Linked DNA regions of Mus musculus: region 1 is linked to region 2. The links are chromatin loops, found by intact Hi-C in ENCODE. Cell type or tissue: gastrocnemius. All regions are shown on one strand.

What was found. Peaks named below come from ENCODE experiments on the same cell type or tissue, not always from the same donor. Only the 100,000 strongest peaks of a DNase experiment are listed, where the experiment ranks them.
Region 1: it touches region 2 in a loop (1.9-fold over the local background); 2 of 42 quality-filtered maps call a loop at or near these places.

What each region holds. Positions count from the first base shown.
Region 1 is chr1:90,269,183-90,277,182 of GRCm38, forward strand. 2700003A03Rik (a long non-coding RNA gene) reads left to right here and starts at 3,690. Exons shown (of 4, transcript XR_003947931.1): 1 at 3,690-4,723; 2 at 6,212-6,368. In gastrocnemius, a CTCF peak has its summit at 3,463 (motif pointing left); DNase peaks (open chromatin) are centred at 3,959 and 4,100; H3K27ac peaks cover 964 bases.
Region 2 is chr1:90,493,774-90,501,773 of GRCm38, forward strand. All of the region lies in intron 1 of Gm28722 (a long non-coding RNA gene), which reads right to left. Among named protein-coding and RNA genes, the nearest start is that of Gm28722, 6.2 kb to the right of the region's middle. In gastrocnemius, CTCF peaks have their summits at 1,502 and 3,949; no DNase peak of the experiment used is centred here; H3K27ac peaks cover 7,861 bases.

The DNA.
Region 1 (8,000 bases), 220 kb before region 2:
AGCCCTAACTTCATCAAAGTGAACATTCTTTGAATGGTAGGCTGGTAGCCACACTCGGGCTTCCAGCCAGGCTGTAAAGCTATTTTCTTTCTGTTCCTGTTATAATAGATAACGCTAAACATCAGAAAGTAGTCATCTGACAAGGCAGGTAGGTAAGATGGGTCATCTCCATTGTCCCCTGGACTGGATTTGGAGTCATCGAGGAGACACATCTTCTCTGGGCATGTCTGGGGAAGATGAATCCCGGATGTGGGGTGGTGGGCTCCCAGACTTAAGAGAAGGAGGAGAGGGAGAAAGTGGACTGAGAACCAGCATTTATCTCTCTCTTCCACACCCTCTGACACCATGCTCTCTGCAGCATGATAGACTCTGGAATGGTGGGCCAAAACCAAACCAACCAAGCCAAACCAGATCAAACCAATCAACCAACCAAAAACCCCTCCTTCGTGAGTTGAGTAATGAAGAAAGTAACTCACACAGCAGAGGAAACTTTAGAAAAAAGTTTTATTTTATTTTTTTTTAAAGATCATCAGCATTCAGCCATAATAAAACATTACTGGGCAAAAGCAGCTCTGATCTGTAATAAAGATTAGCCCGACTTTATGAGGTAGGCCATTTTTCTGGTCAAGAAAATTTTAAGAAAAATAAATGGCTGTTCCCTCTTTGGTAGATAACCATCTGGTGGCATTTGGTGCTGGGTACCATATGTATTTGGGGGGCTCACAGTGGAGAGCTGTCAGGCTCTCCACCCTGTCCTGCAGTTAGCCCTCCTCTTAATGAGGGAAAAAAGGAGACTCACATGTTCTCAGTCTCCCCTTGCCTTCTCAGAGCCAGCCTGTCTGGGTCTCCTGCCAAAAATGTTTTTAACTCTTCAGTATTTATGAGACAAGAGTAAATAAGGCTTGATGGAAGAAGACCAGTACTGCAGACGCAGGCATGTGCCCATGGTGCCTGTGTGTACTGAGCCCTGATCCCTCCCATGGTGCCTGTGTGTACTGAGCCCTGATCCCTCCCATGGTGCCTGTGTGTGCTGAGCCCTGATCCCTCCCATGGTGCCTGTGTGTACTGAGCCCTGATCCCTCCCATGGTGCCTGTGTGTACTGAGCCCTGATCCCTCCCATGGTGCCTGTGTGTACTGAGCCCTGATCCCTCCCATGGTGCCTGTGTGTGCTGAGCCCTGATCCCTACATCCACGGGTATTAGGGGAGCTTGCAGGATTCATACTCAGGACCTGAAGCTGCCCCCCCAGTGGAAGCATTTACACCACGGGAACTGGCAGGTGGTTAGAACAGGTCTCCAAAACCAACCACTCATGAGATGGTGTGATGGTTTGAATATGCTTGGCCCAAGGAGTGGTGCTATTTCAAGGTGTGGCCTTGTTGGAGTAAGTGTGGCCTTGATGGAAAAAGGGTATCTTGATGGGTGTGGGCTTTAAGACCCTCATCCTAGCTGCCTGGAAGCCAGTCTTTTCCTTTTGCCTTCAGAACAAGATGTAGCATTCTCAGCTCCTCCTGCACCATGCCTGCCTAGACTCTGCCATGCTTCTACCTTGATGATAAAGGACTGAACCTCAGAACCTGTAAGCCAGCCCCAAATGAAGGGTTTGCTGCCCCAAAAGGGTTGTCCTTTATAAGAGTTACCTTGGTCATGGTGTCTGTTCACAGAAGTAAAACCCTAACTAAGACATGATAAGACAGAGGCTAGACAGAGCATAGTTTAAGCTAGACCCTGGGCTCACTGTGTTCCCAGCACCTAGGGCAAAGTAAAGCATTTGGTGCTGGGCACTGGGTGAAAGGATTCTTTGCAGAGCAGATGGGTGACCAGCCTTGAGGCTTTGGGCACAGTTGCCTTTGTGTCTGAGACTGGCCCATGCCACTCAGGTTCTGTTGGGTTCTGAGCCCATTCCAATTCTTCATTGTCATTGACCTGGAACTGAGCTAGAGAGGCACATTCTTGGGACAGATCAAAGTCCCTAAGAATCTTGGATGTTGAAGCTGCTTGACCACATAGCCCACTGATCCAAATCCTACGTGTTCATGGAGAGGTCTAGGGGGAAAACCTGAGGAATGAGCTGAGGTAGGGTGTGTTTCGAGGCATCCAGTTCAGTCCTCATCAGTGACCTCAGCCATCTCAAATAACACCAATGTACAGGGTGGGGGTGTGTGTGGAGAGGCCCTGGACAGACTTCGGGGGAGGGGAATCATCTCACTAGGCCCCAAGAGCAGAATGTCAGAGGGTACTGGGTGTGGAAGGCATGGTGCTTCCTCCTATGGATCACCAAGGCCCACCGTGTCCACTGGGAACCAGAATCAGATGTTCTGTAGACTCAGACCATATGTTGCCACACCCTGAGCCAGCCCACAGTTCTGGCTGAGTTGCAGCCCGGGTGAGCAGTCTCAAGGCTGGCTCTCACAGTTTTAAGAACCTACTTGGCATTAGCCAACAATGTATATGGGGGCTTCTAGACACCAACTATCCATTGCATTTTATCCAAACATTTGGTTCTTTTATCTTGGCCCCTTTGTGCCAGATGCACTTAGAGGAAGCCATTCTTTGCAGGTGGAAAGAACATTGTGTGACTTCTATTTTCCGGCTGTCTGCTACACCAAGCCTTGGCTCTGAAGGGAATTATACAGGACTTGTCCTTTGGTCGTCCAACCCCGTACACAGGTCTCCCTCCACCCCTCCATGTCAAGGGAGTGAGCACCCTCTATAGTTGAATCCTCACCATGTCAAAGTTTGAATTACTCACTGGAGGAGAACACCAGCTCTTTCTTGTTTTAAAATCTCCCCTCTGCCTTCAGTGGCTCCACAGAGAGAATCTAGCAGATAGTTTAGGGAAAGGTAGCAGATTCATGGACTCACCAAAGGGTGGAACCTCCATTAAAGGTGACCCAGTGAGACATCTGTCCCAGTGGGTCTCAGCCAGGGGTGACTGTCTCCACACATCTCCTAGTTGATTCCAGTTCTGATCAAGTGGACAGCCAATTCTAACCTTCACCTTAGAACATAGCTAAAAAGCCTATTATACAGAAAGATGAGGTCGTGCATTTAGTGAGGAGGGTAATGTTATCAGAGGGGAGGGGGCTGAGAACTTCAAGGGACAGAGGCCCATGTCTGCAAGAGGTCTACTTTGAGGCTTGCTGTTCAGTATGGTGACTGTAGCCCACGATAATGTCCATGACAATGTGAACATAGCAGTAACCATGAGTGGGGCTGGGGAGAAGCTTGGTGGTTAAAAGCACTGTCTGAAGAGTCACGAGGACTGGTGTTTGGCCCCTAACACCTGCATGGCCAGCTGGGCATCCAACACTTGTTTGTAACCCAGCTTTTTGAGGGGATGGAGACAAGATCTCTGTCTTTCAGACACTGGAAGAAAATGTAAATTCCAGGTCCCAAAAGAGACTTTGTCTCAAGGGACTAGGTGCAGAGTGATGAAGGAGGACAGCCAGCGCCCTCTTCTGGCCACCACGGGAACATGCACACACGTATCTGTGCACACACCCGGAGAGATTCAGGCACACACAGATACATAAACATTAAAACAGATTGTCTATCACCAACAAGTGCTAGGCCAGGTGTGATGGGTGTGTTAAAGCAGTTGCCACATCACTGCATGGTACCCATAAGGAGAAACAGCCCTTTGCGGTCTATAAATATATAGTCACAATATGTCAACCACAAGTAGCATTAACGGTACAAAAATCACACATGATTCTCTCATCATTCGTGTCCATACTAATCACATGTGGAAATACTACTTTGGATATGAAGGATAAAGCACTCCTTCAGAGTCTACACTCTGCTACTTCTGTCTCCAGCCTCCTGCTGGTTCCTGTTCTGGGGCTAGTTAATTCCCTGGCCTCCAGACATTCACACTGTGCTGGGAGCATGGTTTTAGGCGCTCCTCATGGTCAGCGGGCATTGGGGTCCTGCCAGGGAGACAGAGGAGCAGAGCCAGGCGTGAATCTCCTGGATCCTGGGAAGAGCTTATGCTGAGGCATGTGGAGGGATGAATGAGCTCTTGGGGACTGTCATTACCAGCTCTCCGAGAAACTGGATTGCCTGCAATAAAAATCTCCAACATCCTGCTTCAGGGCTGGGGTCTCATGGGGAGCTCTTGACACGGTGCCCAAACCACAGCCTTAATCACCGAGGCACGTGGCTCACACTTGCATGGATGTGTGGACGTGGGCCTCTCTTCGGGCTGGAAACTCGGAGCAGCTTCGCTCTGGAGAAACGGATCTCTCGCTCTCTTTCCTCCACCCACATGTCAGCAAAGGCTTTACTTAAGCAAATGCCACCTGCCCCAGCCCGGACACTTGTCTGCACCACAGAGGCCCGTGCTGAGTGCCAGCAACTCAGGCCTGTTTTCTCTGAGGGGGCCGGACCCTGGAATGTTGACACCCCGTGGTTGTTGCTGTAATGATAATGCTCTACATTAATAACACACCTCTCAGCCAGATGGGTTCCTGAGTGCCCTACAGGCTGTGACAAGTAACCATCCTGAGTTCCAACAATTTACTGTGCCCACCAGGGCTCATGGCTCCTGGATGAGTCACAGGCTTTTGTCCACATGCAGAAATGAGGCTGGATTGGCCAAGGGGAGAGCAAAGCAAAGGAACTGACCAAGGCCTGACTGGGAGGATGTGAGGACCATGGTCACTGTGCCATCAAGGACCAGAGTAATGAGCCAGAAGCAGTGGTAAGGAGTAGGGGACAGGTCAGTGAAAAGATCCTGTCTAATAATTTAAAACTGCAAAGCCATGCAGGACTCTAACTTAGAAACAGAAAGAAGTCAGATGTAGAGGGCCATGCCTGTAATTCTGGCACTGGGGAGGCTTTAGCAGGAGGACTGCCACAAGTTGAAGGCTATCTTGAATTAGATAAAGTTCTAGGCCAGCCTGGGCTATAGAATGAGAACTTGAGATCTTAAACTCTTGTCCCCTCTGCCCCCAAATAAAAGGGAAGAAAAGAATGGAAGGGAGGGAGGGAGGGAGGGAGGGAGGGAGGGAGGGAGGGAGGAAAGAGACAAGGACAAGAAGAAGGAAGTGAAGGAGAGAGGTTTCTAGTCTGAGGGCAGAAACCACAAGTCTGAGGGCAGAGACTACAAGTCTGAGGGCAGAGGCTACAAGTCTAAGGGCAGAAGCTACAAGTCTGAGGGCAAAAGCTGCAAGGGCCAGAGCTGGTTCCAAGGTTCAGCCCTGGGATCTGATGACAATGGGATGGGGCCCCTCATGTTTTGGGGAATTAAACCCTTGGGAATCCATCAACCCTTTGGTACTTTGAGCTTCTGGATCCAAGCTTGCTTGAGTGAAGCTGAACCACAGGATAGATGCAGCCTGGGAAGATAGAAAGCAGCTACTGGGGCATTGGATCCCATGGAACTGGAGTGCTGGTGGCTGTAAGCCACAGTGTGGGTGCTGGGAAATGAACTTGTCCTTTGGAAGGGTGGCCTCTGGAGCTATCTCTCCAGCTCCAGTAGGAAAAATCTTAAAATTGAAACCCGCAAAATTCTTCTATGACCCCAAGTAGACACACGAGCCCCTCGAGCTTTCCCCCTGCCTCGTATGTGGCTGTATCTGGGTGCTTCTTCCAGGTGTCTGTCACAGAGCTTGTCTGCCTTTCCCAGGATTATTTCAACCAACTTCCAAAGGGCTATCTAACTTTAATTTTTTAAAAAATGATAGTTCTTAACTCCCCCTTTAGCCCACCACCCACCAGAGGTAGTGGAAAAGAAAGGATACAGGGGAAGTGGACCTGGTTAGCCAGTTTGTTTTTTTTGTTTGTTTGTTTTTTGTTTTTGTTTTTTGGTTTTTTTTGAGCAGCTTCCATCTGTGTTGTCTGGAAATCAGCAGTTTAGTTTACAGGTTATTTAGTAGCAGCTCGGTCTACTGGTAAACATTTTATGGATATATCAGTAGTCCAGTTTGGTAGAGTTGGGACAGTAAACATGACTCAGCAATGGTGGCATGACCCAGCAGAGACAGCCAGGCCTCAGTGTCGGCACGAGTCAGCAGGAAGGACTAGGAAGGTCATCAGAAGAAGTTCTTAGCTGTGCCTCTCAGCAAACATCAGCAAAGTCGAGAGCCCCATAAGCTGTTGCATAGTTAGTTCCACAAGTAAGCCAAGCTCAGTCTCTGTCACTGTCTATCAAGTTTTATTCGTGTTATCTCTAAATTTCATGTGTTCTCCATGGATCTTTCCCTAGCACGTGACTCGGCACCTGCATCTATCTCAGCTGACATCACTCTGTCAATGAGCCTGTCCTCGGAAGCTGCAAGTAGCTATAGCACAGTACCAGAAGTTTTTTTTGGCATTTCTCTCTATGGAGTTCCAACAGATGGAGCTCAGCTGCGCAATGTAAGGTGGGCCAATACATAAATGTCCTTAGCAAAGAATCTTTCATCATGTGTCCTTTCATGTGCTTGCTTTAGTAAAACATCCTTTCACCTGTGTCTGCTTCAATGAAATGGTCCTTCATAAGTCTGCCTTAGTCTTTCACCTGTGTCCACTTCAGGAAAACACTCCCTTACATGTTTGCCCCAGCAAAACACCATCCAACACAACCGACTTTCCAAAAAAACCCTTACATTTCCACTTCAGTGCTGAGTGAGGATGTGGGCAGGACCTAGGGGGAGCAGCCACACTTTGGGCTGCTGAGGATGGGGTGGGGGGCAGCTTCTCACCTATGCTGAGTAGGAAGCAGGAGGCATCTGGAATTTGCTCTGGCTGGAGTGCAGAGGGTGTAAGATGCTCAACAGATGGCACACCCTGAGCTGCTGGTGGTGAGTAGGCTAGGCGAGAAGACGCAAACATACTTCGAAGCCTGAGGATCTGCCTGCCGGTAACATGGTGGCGCCATCTTGGGATGAGTCACGTACATTCCGACATGGAGGGGGTGAACAGTCTGCTGGTGTCATGGGAGAGGGAGGAGTGGTGAAATTTTCAGCTGCCAAGCTGGTGTTTGAAATGGAAATGGCCCAGCTGTGCAGATGATGAACCGAAGGATGCTCCTGGTAGTTTCTTTTTAACGGCATGAAGGCAGGTCAAACAACAGCAGGGCATTTTAGCTCTTTCACATGAGCTGGAGCATGAGGAAGATCTTGGCAACTAGTCCGAACTCTGCCTGCTAGCGGGCGGAGGTCCTTTGCAGCCTGCTGGGCAGGGTGTGGCTAGACTTCGGAAGTTTGTTTCTTGTATGGGAGCTTTGCTCTTCTTCAGGATGAACCGAACTGAATAAAAGCAGGAAGCGTGTAGGTGATTTGACTTCTCATTCAACAGACCTAGTAGTACCCAGGTAATGGCAAGCAAGCATACCCCTCCGGCCTTGAGGATGGGGTGCCCTTAGTCACCTTCAAAGTACAGGGGTGTGGGCAGTGGACCTATGCTGTCAGTGTGCAGTGCTAAAGTTTACTCCATGTGTGTTCTCTGCACAAGTCCACATACGTGTGGGTCTATACGTGTTTAGTGTGCACACGTGCAAATATGAGTGCATCTGTATTAGTATATGTGTGTTGTGTGTATGGCTGTTGACAGCAATTCCTGCTTCAACTCACCACTCCAAGGAGGAACACATGCCTGGGTTTCCTCTCCATATTGCTCAGGAGTTCAGGCCCAGCTAAAGACAGGCACACCTTGACCCTGACACTGGTAAGGAGCAGGAGGAAATGGGTGAGTAGCATCTACTACAGGAATAGTCTCACCCATGGTGGAAAGGAGGTGAGGCTGAGGTAGTTTCTTTAAGAGCCCAGGGAAATTCAGAGGATAAGATTCTCTTAGGAACGCTTGGCTCATCCAAGGAAGAGACTGGCCCTCAGGAGTTTGTGACTTGCACAGGGTGTTGTGGGATCACTGGGCTCTGGAATAAGCTGTCACTGATGCTAGTGCCTGACCTAGCTCCAATGGACAAGGAGCTCTGCTGACTGGCAGCACTTTCTACCCAAGGCCTGTGCCATTTTGTGCAGAGAATCCTGCATGAGACCAAGGGTGCTGAGGGG
Region 2 (8,000 bases):
ATCAGCTGAAGGCTGCACTTGTTTAAAGAGGGTTTAGCGGAAGACACAGCGAATTAGCACTGTTCCCACCCTGGGCCTTGGAAGGCCGTTTGCTCTAAAGATCACTGCTGCTCGACTCTTAATGGGTGAGGAAATACAGACTTCTGGGAATGGCTCCTGGTCTGCAGCTGGTGGCCTGGAGGAGGTTGAGAAGAAGGGTCTTCCCACACTCCCTCTACCACCCAAAATGGGAGAGAAAAAAATGGAGCAAGGGAAACAGACCATCTGCTCCACCCAAGATGGACCCGGTGCAGAGAATGTGTTGTGGGACTGGTAATCTTTATGCTGGAACCGTGGACAAAGCTAAGCTTGATCAGGTACCACCGCCATCTGAACACACACCACAGAAAGCCCATCTCTTGCACTGTGACAAGCAGAGTTTGAAGTTTCCCCCTTTAAACCAAGAAATGTGTGTCTAATCCATAGTTTTCAAGTGTGCCTGAGACTACTTATCTTGAGGAAGAATCACAAGTGCCTGGAAGTAGCCAAGACTCCTTGGATAGTCTCACTCCAAACAAGACTACTCAAAGAACACATTCAGCTGTCGAGGTAGCTGTGGACTGAGCCTTGAGGCTACTATGGGTGAATGGTATCTCTGGCCAGGATCCTAGCCCTGCTTTTTTGTAACCCCACTGAGCCACTGATTTGGGGGCATCTTCAGTGTTTGCTTCCCTAAAGATGTAGTGGGAACGCTGTTGGTATCAGGATCTCCGAAACCTATGACATCACATAGGCGACAGCTTGACCCGCATACCTGTTGCCAAGGCAATAGTCACCATAGTCCCAGAAACCACTTGACTCACCTCCCACCTTTACCTGTGGCTATGTCACCATCCATATATAAAGGAAGGCCCCTCTGATCTCTCTCTCTCTCTCTCTCTCTCCTCTCTCTCTCTCCCCTCCTCCTCCTCCTCCTCCTCCTCCTCTTACTCTTCTCCCTCCTCCCCCTTCTCTTTCTGCTGCCACTTTGCCCTCTTCTCTCTCAATAAACCTCACGTGGAACTGTTTGGCCTGGTGTGGTCTTTCTGGAGCCACACAATGATCACAACAAATACCACAAACAGAAAGCCCTTGACCTTGAAAGCTTTCTGCCCTCCCCATCCTTTTCTACCAGTCTGATGGGCACTGCTCTTAAAGCAGGGAAAGCAAATTCAGAGGGCTAGAAAACAAAAGGCTTTCTTGGAATCTGGACCAACTGAGATATCCTTTCTACCATAGGAATTCCTGGGGACAATTATTGCAGGTAGAGGAATACCCACCACTTTATTGGATGAGATGTTCCAGGGACATCTCCTTAAGAAAAAGTTTGTCTAAAAATTCTCTCTCCTGTTCGGAGGGTTTGGTGTCTGTAACAAGATGTGCTAAGCACACATTTTGGCATGGAAATGGATCTCACACTCCAGAAAACCAATACTAAGCCAGAAACCCTACAGTTGGTTCCCGCTTTTGTCTGACCCGGTTCTTAAAACAACCTAAGAGTGTCTCTCCAGGACCAGGAATCAGAACTCCCAGTGTGCTCTGCCCTTGCTCTGTCCTCTGTTCGGAAGACTCAGAGCGGTGAAGTCTTGGCTGATGGCAACTCAGCTCCATTCCCATCTCTGCGTGAGAGCTACAGTTATCTGCTGGCTCAGTCCCTCAGTTGGATGCTCCATAAAAATTCCGAGCTTGCCATTTCCTCCGAGATGAATGCCAATCGCCTCTTTGTTTGTCTACTGATGTAAAACATAAGATAGCTCTTAACTGAGGATTTCCGTAACTTAAAAACGTTTACGGAGATTTTAGTTTTAAAATGGATGTTCAATGCATTAGAACATTAAAATAAGGTTTCTCCAACCCTAACCCTAACTGTAGATCTATCCCTGACAGCAAGCCAAGCCCACACTTTCCCTTGAACTTGGACTCTGGGCAGGGAACGCAGAACCTATCTATGCACAGTCCACTGACAATTTTACAAAGCATCATGGACTGTCTGTAGTCTGGCATGTCACCCTATGAAAATATGTCTCTAAACGAAAAACTAATGGTTTTGTTTTATTTTTATAGTGAATGGGTTGTAGAAAGCCAGGAGGAAATTCTGCCTTCCAGACTGCTTATTTTACTTGGGAAGGGAAAATGCCTCGCTAATGGTGTCCTTGAAGGCGACCTGAGCCAAGGAGAAGGAGCATTGCCAAGTTTAATGGGGTAAAAATTCCTAAGAGCAATAACAGCAAATTATTTTTGGGAGTAATGCCCACTACCACCATAATTATTTATTAAGACTGGGAAGTCACCATCTTCAATTCACAATGACAGAGAAAACAGAGTGAAATGATCAGCACATGGTAGGCTGGGCAGCAAAGCACCCCTCCCAGACAGCAACAGTCACCAGTGCTTAGCGGCAGACCGTTTAACCTCAAAAGATGAAGACGTCAAAACCAACAGCATCTAAGTTCAGGGGCCTATAGCAGTGCATCAGTGCATTATCTATGAAGAATGATTTTCAAAAACTGCGGAAAGTAAATTAAAAGGTCCGCATTCTCGAGGCAGTCATGTTGAGGGGAGAAAATATGTATAGCTGTGCAGAAGGATTCGCCAAAAGGGTTTTTATGAACTTGGCAAAAAAATAAATAATTTTGAAAAGTATCCAGAACAATTGGCTTGAACTTCTAAAAGACAATCTGAGACACAAGTGTACCACAGACGACCGTTGTGGTCTTGTCTCGCAGTTATTAAAATGTGTTTTAAGAGTGACGTTCATGGGTTTGTTAGATTGTTGGATAGGCGTCTGAGGGACACGTCGAATATAGGGCACAGTGTGGAAGAGAAGGAGATTGCACACAGCACAGACAGCCCCATGTGCAACGTGACATGCCCAGAGCCACATTTAATAACAGGAAATATAATTAGACAAAGTGGGTTTAATCACATGGTTGATTTAATGCCATATAACAAGCCAAACTGTCATCATTTCAGTGTATGATTGACCAAAAAAAAAAAAAAATCACTGATGAGAGTTTTGGGTTTTGCATTCTGATTTTTGTTTTTGGTGTATGGAAGGCTTTGACCTCTGAACTATCTTCTTTCAGGTGTTCAGTGATAACGGTGACTAGGGGAAATTATAACTTCTGTGGTAGTCTGAATGAAAAAGGACCCCATAGGTTCATAGGGAGTGGCACTTCTAGAAGGTGTGGCCTTGTTGGAGGAAGTATGTCACTGTGGGTGAGCTTTGAGGCCTCAGAAGCTCAAGCCAGACCCCAGTGTCACTCTCTCTTCCTGCTCTCTGCAGATCCAAATATAGAACTCTCAGCTACCTCTCCAGTACCATGTCTGCCTGTGTGCCACTGTGCTTCCTGCCACAACGACAGTGGACTAATGGAGTAAACCTCTGAACTGTAAGCCAGCCCCCATTTAAATGCAGTGATTACAGTGTCTCTTTATAGCAACTAAAATCCTAAGAGAACCTTATATTATACATCACAGGCTGGTGAATTTTATGTGTTTTTACATCATTAAGAAGAAAAGTGTGCAAGGAGATTAGGTGAATGGTATGATGTCCCCATAATCATTTGAAGATTCTAGAAGCCAATCACAATGAATCAAAATCACATTGCAAGTCATTAGATGCACTAAGGTCTAGACAAAATAGATTATAAGTAAAACCCAAGTCAGAAAAGCCAATTGTCAAGAAGACTGGGTGGCCCTGAGCATCCGGAGGCCTGAGACGTCAGATGTTATGAGCTGGGCTGCCTGTATACTGGGCAAGTCCTAGGAAGGTGGTTTGACATCCATGGCCCAGGGCTCAAAAAACATAGACTGTCTCAAGAGTGATTCAGACAGCTGCCTGCATCAGGCAGCCCTGGTGGGGTGAGGCAGCATACAGAAGTTTCCAGGCAATGATCCATTTTGGAAGTCCAGAAGGGTGTTGACCAATGTTGGAGAATTTGTCCAGAGTGACCAGAGCCCTGCCAAGGAAACTCCACCCAGAACTGGAGCTGTGCCCTGGGAAGGAGGCCACAGGGAGTCAGGCTGTCCTAAGACCTACCAAGGTCTTGGGGGAGGTGCCAATCCTGGAAGAAGGGATGTTCTCAGGACCTCAGACACTCAGTCCAGACAGAGAACAAGGTGAGGTGGATGCCTGAGGAAACAGAAACTGAAACAGGGAATTGCCACAGGCCACCCCATGTGCCACCAGATTGCCTCAGGGAAGTCCTAACTCACTCTGCCTCTAGTTAGACTGGGGACACGGTTTAGAGGAGTAATGGAGGTTAAATTAGGCCATGTGGTAAGCTCAACTGGAATTGTAAGACTCTGGGGAGCCTTAGCTTACTGGAGACTCCCTGAGTGAACCACATGAAGACAGGATCGATGCAAAAAACAAGAGGAATTTATTGTTCCAGTGCACTGGGGTCGTCCCAGACCCGAAGGAGAGGCGGCGACCCCAAGCACCAGCTCAGTTTTTATATGGTTTCTAAGGGCAGAACAGAGAACAACTAGGCACAATATGATTGGTGGAACAGTGCACCCTTTAAACTGATTGGTCTTTAGGGAATGAGGTGACAAGGACTTTCCTTGTCTGAAGGTGAGCAATGGTCAGTCCTGTGGAATGTGTCCCCACCCACAGGTCAGGTCGGTCCCAGCCCTTTGGTCTGAGAAATGCTAATTAGCCTTCCCCTTCTGGAGGGGCGAGTGTTTCATGACCTTCCCAAAGTTCCTGAGCTGACGACCTTTTCAGAAGCAGAAATTGGGACACAAATTCACATCATAATATGTTATGAAGACACAAGCATGGCAGCCACCGACATGCCCAGGAGACAGGAGAATCAGCACCTGATCTCTGTCATCCAACCTCTGAACCCTTGAGAATATGCATGATTAGTGTTTAAACTGCTTCATCTGTGGTGCTCTGTTGTGGCTTCCCTAACACACCCTAACACTGGAGCAGAAACAGATTACCACACCTTGGGGATCACCCCCAAGAATGCAGGAAAAGACTCAGCAGGAGCATAGCACCATGGCACAAAGCCCTGTGAACTTCTTGGGCAAGAGTATCCTCATTTGAAGATCAAGAATCAGTGCTAATCCCTGCCTCGAAAGCCTGCAGCCAGTACCATACAGGGACAATGTGGAGTATGGCAGATCAAAGCTAGGGTGCTCAGCTGAATTCAAATTTTAAATAAGCAATCATTTTTAAGTACAGTTCCCAAATATTGCAGCAAACATACTTCTTTTGAAGAATTATGAAGGGGCCTGTGTTAAAATAAGCAGACATTCCGATTGTAAGAAAATCATCTGCATTATCAGCTTTAACTAAAAGTTATAGATGAACTTTTCTCCTTGGTAGGAGGGCTTCCGGGTCAGCAAGACACATAGGTAGCATGAGTTTGATCACCTGAATTTAGTCCCTGGAAGCCACATGATAGAAAGATGGAACTGTCTCCTATGGAATGTCCTTTGCCCCCTAGATGTACACTGTGGCTCATGTATACCTGCCCTTGAGCATGTGTGTGCTTGCACGCACACACATACACACACACACACACACACACACACACAATAATAACAACAGCAATAATAACAATAACCACAACAGAACAAAGTCAATTATAACAGGGATTAAAGAAAACTTTCAAAATACCTAAAAGAGGAAGAGAGTATGGTTCAACCCGTACTGCTTGTGGTGCTTTGAATGAGGATGTACCCCATATGGTCCTGTATTTGAACACCCGATCCTTAGCTGGCAGTGCTGTCTGGGGAGGTTTAGGAAGTAGGTCTTTGTTGAAGAAAGTATGTCACCAGAGGTGGATTTGAGAGCTAAACAACTCTGGACACTTCCAATTCACTGCTTCTTGCTTAAGGCTCATGATGTGAGCTCCCAGCTTCCTGCTCTTGCTGCTGTGTTTGCCTCTTGCTGCTATGCTCCCCACCATGTTGGACTCAGCCCCATGGAAGTGTAAGCCCAAATAAACTCCTTTCCTGTAAGTTTCTTTGGCCGTGGGGTTTCAGCTTAGCAACAGGAAATGACTAATGCATAGCTCTTCCTGGTGGGCCATCAGGTCACTAAGGTGTTCTTAGATGTTGACCCAGTAAAATAACTGCCGGTTATTCTCATACAGAGCGATGATTTAACACATAAAGGTGGTAGAGGTAGAGGATAGCAATAAACAGCTCACTATTCGGTCATGGCAATACACGAGAATGATTGGATCCGGACAGTGAGAGAGGATTGTGAAAGATACAAAGGTTTGATCCATACAATTTTGTTTGTTTAATCTACCTGTGCTGTTAGCTAATTATTCCTTTTACCGTGACCAAGTGACAAGCTGTTCCATCTGTGTCCACGAGACAAAGCTTGCAGACTACACAATGCCCTGGAGGAATTCTGCCTGGCTTATTACATGGAGGGCAGGGGAGGACTGGAATCTAGGGACTTCAGACCTGCCCGTGGGATACATCCAGGAAACTCCTTTTCCTCACGTGGCCTGAGTTCACAGGTCTGTAGCATTCATTCCTGGATGCCCAGGTACAGCCAAGCTCCAAATGCTTCTCTCCCCTCAAAGGTTCAGTGTACATCTGGGGGAAATACTCCTGCTCAGTTAAATAGGCTTTGACATCCTCCTGGTGTGGCTCTCCAAAGTATCATGATCTAGAGCAGCGGTTCTCAACTTTCCTCATGCCTTGATCCTTTAATATCATTCCTCACGTTACGGCAACCCCCAGCTATAAAATTATTTTCGTTACTACTTCACAACTGTCATTTTGTTACTGTTATGAATTGTAATGTGAATATCTGATAGCCAAGATATCTGATATGTGGCCCCTGTGAAAGGATCATTTGACCTGCCAATTTGGGGATCATAACCCACAGGTTGAAAACCTGTGGTCTAGATGGGTTTCAATGTGACAGAGTTAAGGTATCTTTGAGAGGAGAACCTGAGCCCTTGGAGACCTCACCCTCAAAGGGGTTAATGATGGTCTCCAAGGGCAAGTGGTGTCCCTCATTCAGGAAGCCTTTTCTGCTTTTCCAAGTGCCTGAGTGAAGACCACCCACTTACTAGTGCCCTCAGAAAGAGCGGTGAATAAAGTAATCTAGACAACAGAAGTTTATTTTCTAATAGTTCTGGAGAATTCTGTAACGAGGTGTCAGGTAGGCTAATCTTGAAGACAGTCTTTTTCCTGTGTCCTAACAGAGTGTCCTTCTGGGTTCTGTGTTCCAATTCCTTCCTAGTGTAAGAGCATAGGCCATATTGGATTTGGGCTCACCCTAAGACTTCGTTTTGTCTTAATTGCTTCTGCAAAGAAGTCCAATTGTCATTCTGAGGAGGTGGGGTTAAGATCGAAACATATGCTGAGGGTTGGGTGGGAGATACAGCTCAGCCCATGGCCGGTTATGGGGTCAGAGGTGACCTTCTTTGTCACTGGCTCTAATGCTACACAGAAATCCCACATGGGATGGATGGGCTTGGTGGGACACACCTTTAATCCCAGCACTCAGGAGGCAGAGGAGGCAGATCTCTTCCAGTTTGAGGTCAGTCTGGTTTACATAATATGCTCCAGGCTGGACAGGACTAAATAGTGAAATTTTGTCTCAAAAAAATTTTTTTTTAAGTAAACTAATGTTTTAAAAATTCCATGTGTTGTAAATAGTTCTGAGCTTATCTTGAATGTAGGACAGTTGAGAAGTCTTGAGAAAACTGCCAAGAAATACTCCAAGAGATCTTGTCTCAGTGGTACCATTTATAGTCCAAGCTGGACCTTCCTCTGGGGAAGGAAACCTCAGCACAGAACACCCATGTGTGGGCCCAGCTGAGATGTCTCCATCTTGAAGCCTTGAAGATGTCATTTCTTTTTCTGGGTGCCCCTGGGGATGCTGGGATAGGATTTTCTTTGGAGACTTTTGCTTCAGTCAGGCCTGCAACCTTGACACCTTTTCCCACCTGCAGAAGGGGCTGCACTGTAAGAACCATCACAGTCATTCTCACCCT